2 separate regions of the Homo sapiens genome follow, and region 2 is linked to region 1. The links are chromatin contacts, found by Hi-C in ENCODE. All regions are on one chromosome and are shown on one strand. Each heading gives the region's core, a stretch centred on a gene start or an enhancer-like site at or near the end of the contact. The rest is flanking DNA. Distances are from core to core; before and after follow the strand shown.

The links. A loop is a pair of places that touch in the nucleus more often than their neighbours do. Pooled maps may share reads with other maps.
Region 2: a loop to region 1 is called in a pooled map, with 2.9 times the contacts of the local background. The contact joins two enhancer-like sites. A Hi-C loop is called at or near these places in 2 of 168 maps with a recorded cell type or tissue (GM12878 and endothelial cell of umbilical vein) and 9 of 50 pooled maps.

What each region holds. Positions count from the first base shown.
Region 1 is chrX:120,483,365-120,487,864 of GRCh38, forward strand. No RefSeq gene overlaps it. Among named protein-coding and RNA genes, the nearest start is that of LAMP2, 16 kb to the left of the region's middle. Within about 2 kb of position 2,432, at least 39 of the 41 ENCODE cell types and tissues checked have a DNase peak (open chromatin) inside an H3K27ac peak, as active enhancers do; they include endothelial cell of umbilical vein, where a contact is called at or near this core.
Region 2 is chrX:120,796,157-120,800,546 of GRCh38, forward strand. No RefSeq gene overlaps it. Among named protein-coding and RNA genes, the nearest start is that of CT47B1, 78 kb to the right of the region's middle. Within about 2 kb of position 1,300, at least 2 of the 41 ENCODE cell types and tissues checked have a DNase peak (open chromatin) inside an H3K27ac peak, as active enhancers do; they include endothelial cell of umbilical vein, where a contact is called at or near this core.

The DNA.
Region 1 (4,500 bases), core at 1,182-3,681:
ACTTAGAATCTGCCTCTCCAAATATTATACACCTATTTGATTTCATTTTGGCTGGCTAGGCTGCAAACATTTGGAGGCAGGTATACTGCCTTTGACTTGCCTCAACTCCCCTGATGCTCACTCAGTCCCTTTCCTCCCCACCCCACGCCTGGTGCCCCAACCGTAATTGCTATTCTACTGGCACCCATTCTTTCCAAGTTTCTCTTCTCTCTTCAGTGGGGAGGAATAAGTAGGAAGGGGGTAAAATCACTCTTTTCACTAAATCTAGGTACTTACCAATATATATGATGTTGGAACGCTTCAGAAAAACACAAATGATTCTTAGAACAATAATTTGAGATTTTTATTTTTACAACATAAACGTGTAGGAAAACCTCAAACAACTCTAAAACTTAAAAAAGAAAAAAAAAGTTCAGGTGTGTTTTTGCCTTAAACCAATTCCAATAAATGAGAACTCAAACTTATAAAAATAGACTGGATCTGGGAGCAGCTTTTCACATTTCAAAGGATGCCTCACTTCATATAAAGAATTTACTACATGTTTTTGTTGTTGTTGTTGTTGTTGTTGTTGTTTTGTTTTGTTTTTTCTGAGACAGAGTCTCAATCTGCCACCCAGGCTGGAGTGCAGTGGCGCAATCTCAGCTCACTGCAACCTCTGCCTCCCAGGTTCAAGCGATTCTCCTGCCTCAGCCTCCTGAGTAGCTGGGACTACAGGCATGTGCCACCACGCCTGGCTAATTTTTTTGTACTTTTAGTAGAGATGGGGTTTCACCATGTTGGTTAGGCTGATTTTGAACTCCTGACCTCAAATGATCCACCCGCCTCGGCCTCCCAAAGTGCTGGGATTACAGGCGTGAGCCACTGCGTCCAGACAGTTATTTTAAATAGTTCGTTCAATTGAATAAAAAATTGAACCCATATGTCCTACAATGGAGAAACTGAGATTAAATGATCAACGTTCAATTCATACAATGGACTAGTAAACAGTCATTAAAAGTTATGTTCTTAATAAAATGGGAAAATGCTAATATTGTAATGGGGGAGAAAGTTGAAAACAAAATTGTATAATTACAATTATTTTTAAAAATCCATAATATTATATACCTTAAATTGGTATATTGGGCTATTAAAAAAAGGAAAAACAAACAAAATCCATAATAAGAATACTGGAAGGAAAGACACCAAATTATTAACAGATTGTTTCTGAGTGTAAAGATTGTAAATAATTTCCTTTTATTCTTTTGAATTGTCTGTCTACATTTTCTATAATGGGAGTGTATTATTTTTATTGTAAAGATTAATATATGGCCAGGCCCGGTAGCTCATGCCTGTAATCCCAGCACTTTGGAGGCCAAGGTGGGGAAGATCATTTGAGGTCAGGAGTTGGAGACCAGCCTGGCCAACATGGTGAAAACCCATCTCTACTGAAAATAACCAGGTGTGGTGGTGCACCTGTAATCCCAGCTACTCCGGAGGCTGAGGCAGGAGAATCGCTCGAACCCAGGAGGCAGAGGTTGCAGTGAGCCGAGATCGCACCACTGCACTCCAACCTGGGTGACTGAGTGAGACTCTGTCTCGAAACAAAATAAAATAAAATTTTAAAAAAGATTAAAGTAAACTTTAAAAACAAAATCCAGGTTTGATTTTTTAAAATTTGATTTGCACAAAACTTTCCAGAATTGTCACTATTGAGGTGACTATTGAGTTGTCACTATTGAGGGAGAAAAAATTCCAGGACAACTGTTTATCAAGTTTTTAATCTAATCACTCATTTGCTTAAGAACGAATCTATAAGATCTATTATACAACATGGTAACTACAGTTCATTACAATATGTTGTGGAATGAAAATTGCTAAGTAGCTAGGCGCGGTGGCTCACGCCTGCAATCCCAGCACTTTGGGAGGCCAAGGCAGTAGGATCGCATGAACCCAGGAGTTCAAGACCAGTGTGGGAAACATAGCAAAACCCCGTCTCTACAAAAAAAATGCACAAAATAGCTGGACGTGTTGGTGCATACCTGTGGTCCCACTGCTCGGGAACCAAGGTAGAAGAGTGAGAAAAACTGATGGTCCTTTTAAGAAAATGTGTGGCAGTTCCTTCTGTGGGAAATGAGGGAGGAGCCTCATGTCAAGTGGTTATTTAAAACCCATATCTTGTCATTTGTGGGCTTGAAATGAATTTGGCTAAATGAATTGACTAAATTGAATTTTTAGAAATCAAATCTTGATCTTCATTTTTAAAGGTTTAAAATGTATTTGTTCTTTGTATTGAATGGAGGAATTCCGTTTAAATGTTCAAAACTGGTAGGTAGGACTGTACAAGAAAAGATGAAGGCGGTGATGACAAACCAATAAATTCAAGGAGGCCGTTTGGAGAAATCGCTGAGTCAAGAGTACGGCAATCACGTGAAGATTTTAATAAAAACGAAACTAATCAGACGCGTTTAGACTTCCCTTCCCTCTCCACCCACTTTTGGTCTTGTTAAAGGGAAGAGGAGGGTCGGTTTTAATCAATCCTTCGGTTTCCCTACTGGGCGGAGCACTGAGAAGGTGGCGGAAGGAGGGGCAACTGGGCCCGGCTGGCGCGCCTTCAGGCACGTGGGTCTGGGTTGCGGACCAGGAACACAGCGATCAGGGCGAAACATTGGCCTTTTGTGTCTCTTGCGTTTGGTACGTTTTGGGGGCCGGCTGCAGCTGTGAAAGGCCGCACTCGCTGCCAGCGGTCAAGGCGACCTTGTTCAGCAAAGCCACTATTGTACTTTGAGCTAGTGACTCCGGCGGCTTGGCAGCTTTCTAGGCATTCCTCCAGGACCTTTCTCCCCCTGGAGGCCTCAGCTTTAAATGCAGTTTGTTTTTACAGTTGGATACAGCTCTATTCTTGGCTTTGGCGCCAGGAGTAGCTTGCAATCCTTGCCAGTTAATTGTGGCCTCTGCGCGAAAAGAACGATGAAGTGCTGCCCTTTTATGTCTAAAGGTGGCGCTTCGGACTTCGCTGGCAGTAGCTGGCAGTAGGTGCTTTGAAGTCTTTCTTCAGCGAACCTACTCATCTGGTGGCCTTTATGCGAGCATGAACCTGCACCAAAGCCACTAGGCTTAGTACCTGTCCTGGGTTGGCATGTCTGTGGGTGCCGCTGTAGCTATAAATGACTTTGATTGGCATAAACACAATTGTTTCACATGTGCACTTGTCAAAATTTAATTAATTGGACACTTTATTTCTGCTAGCGAAGTTTCCTAAAAACAAATAAATAGTACACTTTAAATATATGTAGTTTATTATATGTCACTGATGCCTCAATAAAGTTGTTTAAAAGAAGCACATTCAGAAGATTAATACATGATAACTAAGATTAAGTAACTGATAAAAATACAAAATGTGTTTCTTTTATCTACATCACCGAGTAGAGAAAAAAAATCACATCTATTGCCCAATTTCGTAATTTAACTGCCATTTATTTTAAAGCCTTTAATTTCTGTAAATATAGGCACGTGGTTTTACTTGCAAAGTTTTCCTGAGGATGTTTAGTTAATATTTGATTTACTATTGCCCTGACACCGAAGAAAACACAAAGCCACTATTCTTCAAAAAAGAAAAGAAAAAAAGAAAGAAAACAAGTGATCATAGCCCCGTAGGAGATAGCCCGGCACAGGGGTCAGGAACCCTGGCTAAGGGGTCAGGCCAACGTCGGTCTGAACGGAAACTGCCATATACCAGCTGTGTGAGCTAAGTTGAATTCCTCACTTTCTCTGAGCCTCGGCTTTCTCACAGAGTTCCTGAGTGAATCAGGGTCAGCAAGGGAGGAGTAGAAGGAGAGTAATTTGGGGGGAACCTCAACTCTACGTGGGCCTCAAATATGGGCTGCTGTCTCATAATAAATTTGTGTGGAATTACTGGGAGAATGATTCTCACAAAAGTCGATCCTAAGTGAAATCCGTCAGCCCTGCTACTAGAAGGTAAGAGAATAGGAGGTCGGTGAGTGTCCTTAAAATCTGAAAGTTTCAGCTGAGTGTGGTGGCTCATGCCTGTAATCTCAGCACTTTGGGAGGCCGAGGCAGATGGATCACCTGAGGTCAGGAGTTCGAGACCAGCCTGGCCAACATGGTGAAACCTCGTCTCTACTAATAATACACAAAGTAGCCAGGCATGGTGGTGCATGCCTGTCATCCCAGCTACTCAGGAGGCTGAGGCAGGAGAATCACTTGAACCTGGGAGGCAGAGGTTGCAGTGAGCCAAGATCACACCATTGCACTCCAGCCTTGGCAACAAGAGTGAAACTCCGTCTCAAAAAAAAAAAAAAAAAAAATAGAAAGTTTCCCAGGCCTGGAGGACTTTTAATGATTAAATGAGATAATAATGAATGTGAAGGCCCAGAACGCTACCTGATACATACTACTGTGTAATCAATGGTATTTATTTCTATTTTGTCATTATCATCAGTGGTGTAATCACCACCAATGGCACTTATTTTTTTTTTATTCTCATTGGTGATCGAACCACCT
Region 2 (4,390 bases), core at 50-2,549, 310 kb after region 1:
GACATGCGTTAGATAAGAAAGGCCTGTCTGAGACAGGAGTGTGTAATTTATGTGAAGATCAGGAGGAATAGCTTTCTAGGCAAAAGGAGCAGCTACTACTGAGGCAATGAGTAGGGACTTAGCATTCTAGGCTGAGGGAATACAAGTAAAGCCATGGAGGCTCAGATAATCTTTGCTAAGGGGTGTAGTGGTAGGTTTTGGATGGGGAGGAGGTGGCACTGTGAGGACTTCTTAATTAGACTTTTTTAAATGAACTGTCCCCCAAACACATAAGGACTCAATAGCTTTCAGGCCCCTTGACCAAAAGAAGACATTGTCTGAAATGGAGGTTTTTATAGCCTCTGACACCCATTCTGATGTTCATGAGTTGGCAGAGATGATTGTGAATCCATTTTTAGGATGCAGGAAAGCATGACTTTTTTGCATACATTCTCTCTTCCTTTCTTCTTCATATACACCCAGTGAAAAAATTGGACAGATTAAATCACACTAAAATGTTAGTGAGTGTGTATAATCCCTCCTATGAGTAGTTGCCCTTTTAAGAAGACTCCAGAGAAAAAGAAACAAATATAGGAAAGGATAAATGAAATGACTGAATTCTTAATATTAGAATTTCAAACCCTTGGCCAGCCAAGTAAATGAAAAATCCCCTTTAAGTTTGTTGGCATCTTTCACCTACAGATTCATGAGGTCAGGGAACACTCTCGGATATTCAATTAGATTTCTTTTTTAAAAAAATTTTATTTTATTATTATTATACTTTAAGTTTTAGGGTACATGTGCACAATGTGCAGGTTAGTTACATATCTTTTTTGTTTTTGATTTTATTTTAAGTGCCAGGGTACATGTGCAGGATGTGCAGGTTTGTTACATAGGTGTATATGTGCCCTGGTGGTTTGCTGCACCTATCAACCTGTCACCTAGGTATTAAGCCCCATATGTATTAGCTATTTTTCCTGATGCTCTCCTCACCCTGCTCTCCCGCGACAGGCCCCATTGTGTGTTGTTTCCCTCCCTGTGTCCATGTGTTCTCATTTCAACTAGATTTCTTATTAGCATTCCTTCTCTGTCTCAGATCTGGAGGTATTCCAGATGTATGCACAGCAGCCTCTGGGAACTATCTGCATTTTCCATCTGCTGCTGGAGTCCATTTTCTTGAACTTTGGTTTCCCGCCTGAAGACAGGAACAATCTCTGCCCTTCCCCTCCCCATAATGAGCTTGGAAGGCTGACAGAGAAGATTAAGATCATTGCCATCAAGTTTTATCTGCTGTAAGCAAAAACAGGAAACCAAGAAAGAAAGGCGCAGCATAGCAATAGCTTTTGAGTGGGTAAGATGGGTGAAGTTTTTCTTAAATCCTCTTTCCCGTGTACCTTCCCACCCACATGTTCTTAGTCAGATTTATTTTTTGCATATTAGTTTCTGAGGATGACAAGAAACTTGCCCTTTTCTTAACTGTGATTTTCAGAAGCAGATTATCCTGCACTTAGTTGAGACCTCTTACCAATTCCTTGGAATAAATAATACCCTGGGCTCAGGAAGTGGGTGTTGAATAGAAATTTTATGACTCATAATGGAGTGTCAAAATAGCACTGCTGATGTATGTATGGGTCCCTTATCAATTTTGGAAATGACACTGGGTAGAGCCATATTTTCCTCTTGCATGGAAGTGCTCTGACTAAGGGAAAGTTCTTGATTTCTGCACTGTTTGGCATCTCTTGATATTTAAAAGTCCCACATTGAATGGTGGCTTTTCTCAAAGGTGACTTGGGTTTGGCCTAGAAAGAGAGCTGTTCTCAGAGGAGGGGCCAGAGCATTTCCCCCAGGAGGGGCAACCAGAACCTAAGCTGCCAGGATGAAGGGAGAAAGATTGACATTTCCCTGGCTTATGCCTTGAGGTACTTGTTTCCAAAGAAGGCTGAGGTCAGGATTGTATGCTTTTCCTAGAGTAGGCTGTAAGTTCTCTCATGATATCAAGCAGTTAGTTGACATTCCCAGGTCTCAGGCCTTTCCTTTTCTCTCTCCCCTGCTGGAGGAAATAAAAAGTGGTTCTTTCACAGGGCCCATGGGTCTGAGGGGAGCCTTCCCTTGAGCTCAGCCCTTCTCTTAGGATAGCACCTCAATGACCACACTCAGCATGGGCCCTATTAGTGTAGTTTTCTCATTAATGATTGTTTTGCAGTAATGAGGTTCTATGATATGCCTGTTGGATTGTTTGTGCTCCATGTTGATACCACTCAAACAACAAATATTTGATAACATTTGTTAATAATAATATGAATAATAATAATGATACAGTGGGGCACTTGAAAACAATATGAAATATATTCCTGCTCTTCATGAGTTCAAGAACCAGTTGAGGAGATAGAAAACCTGGCATAAATAGAGAAAAACAAGACAGCGTAGAATGAGATGGCAGATTGCACAGAATGAGATGCTAGATTGTGTAATTTAGTCTATAGGGATTCGAGGGGAAGAGCAGGGAGAAGCAATGTCAGGATGGCAAAGCTAGGAAAGTCTTCCAAGAGGATGCAGGGCTTAAAGGGTGACTAGAACTTGGTGGGGTGAAGACAAGTAAGGGGATATGTGGCAGAAGTGCCAGCAAAGGTATGGAGACAGAAACTGACTGCCGTATATATACACAGAGAATAGGCAGTGATGGTTTAGCAAAGTCGATATTCTGAAGTGGGATATTCTCATTGAGGGGTTGTGGGACTGGAAGACTGTAAAGGCATGGTGAGGCCAGGTAATGAACATCTCAGAAGCCAGATATTTGATTTGAACTGTTTTTATTAGGCTCTTTTGTTTGCAAGTGATAGAGACACTTTCGAGTCATCTCAAGTAAAGGGGTGGTGGGGTATTGTTAAAGAGCAGTAAGAAAGAAAGGTTTCAGGGGAAGCAAAGTCAGAAACCAGAGTGCAGAGGGACCTCATGGGAATTGTACTTGGCTTCATGGCAGCTTCAGGGACCTCAGCAGGGTTCTAAGACTTTTCACCCTAGAGTTCTGTCATTAAAATGGCTCAGCTCTACTTCCCCCTCACTACTGACTGCCTTAAGTGTTTTCCTCTGCCCAGGTTAGCTTTTGGATAGTTCCTAATTCCTATTTAATTTGTTGTTCCTGCTCCCTTATAATTTTGGTTTGCATGGCCTATCAAGCCTTCAGGTTTCTATCTTTTCCCTTATATTTCTGACTTTTTCATATTCCTCTCTAGGTATTCTTTCAGCTTCAGCTCCTACTTCTTTCATTTCTCTCCCTTTCTCTCTCTCCCTTCCTCCCTGTTTCTTTCTCTCTCTCTTTCTTTCTCTTCCCCCCCACCTCATATTTTTAGGGCAAATTCCTGAGAGAGAATCTGATTGCCCTAGTTTATATTTTTATACCTGGTTCTGTTTTAGATCACTGGCCAGAATGTAGATTGGTGGCCCTTGGGTCAGGAGCCTATCCTTGGTCCTTCACTGGGCTGGGGATGTGGATGTGAGGAAGTAACATCAGACAAATATATAAAATATTGGTCATGCACATAAATAGCAAACAGGCATATGAAAAGGTGCACAACATCACTAATCATCAGGAAAATGCAAATTGAAACTGCAATATTACCTCACACCTGTTACGATGGCTATTATCAAAAAGACAAGAGATAATAGCGTTGGCAAGGATGTGGAGAAAAGGGAATGCTTGCACACTGTTGGTAGGAATAGAAATTAATACAGCCATTATGAAAAGCAGTATAGAGGTTCCTCAAAACATTAAAAACAGAACTACCATGTGATCCAGCAATTCTACTTCTGAGTATGTGTCCCCTAAAAATAAAATCAGTATGTCATAAAGATATCTGCACCCCCATGTTCACTGCAGCATTAGTCACAATAGTCAAGATATAGGATCAACCTAAATGTCCATTGATAAATGAATGGATAAAGACAATGAATGAATACATAAAATGTGTGTGTACACACACACACACACACACACACACACACAAAATGGAATACTATTCAGGCATAAAAAGAAGGAAATGTTGTCATTTGTGACAATATGGATGAACTGGAAGACATTATGCTAAGTGAAATAAGCCAGTCACAGAAAGACAAATAATATACGATTTCACTTATATCTGGAATCTAAAAGAGTCAAATTCATAGAAACAGAAAGTAGAATGGTGGTTGTCAGGGGCCGGATGGTGGGGGAGATGGAGAGATGCTGATAAAAAAGTACAAACTTACAGTTATAAGATGAATAAGTTCTGGGAATCTAATGTATAGTGTGGGTGATGGATGTGTTAATTTGAATGTGATCATCATTATACAATATAAATGTATATCAAATCATCACATTGCACATCTTGAATATATATCATTTTTGTTAATTAAATATTTTAAAATAAAAAAG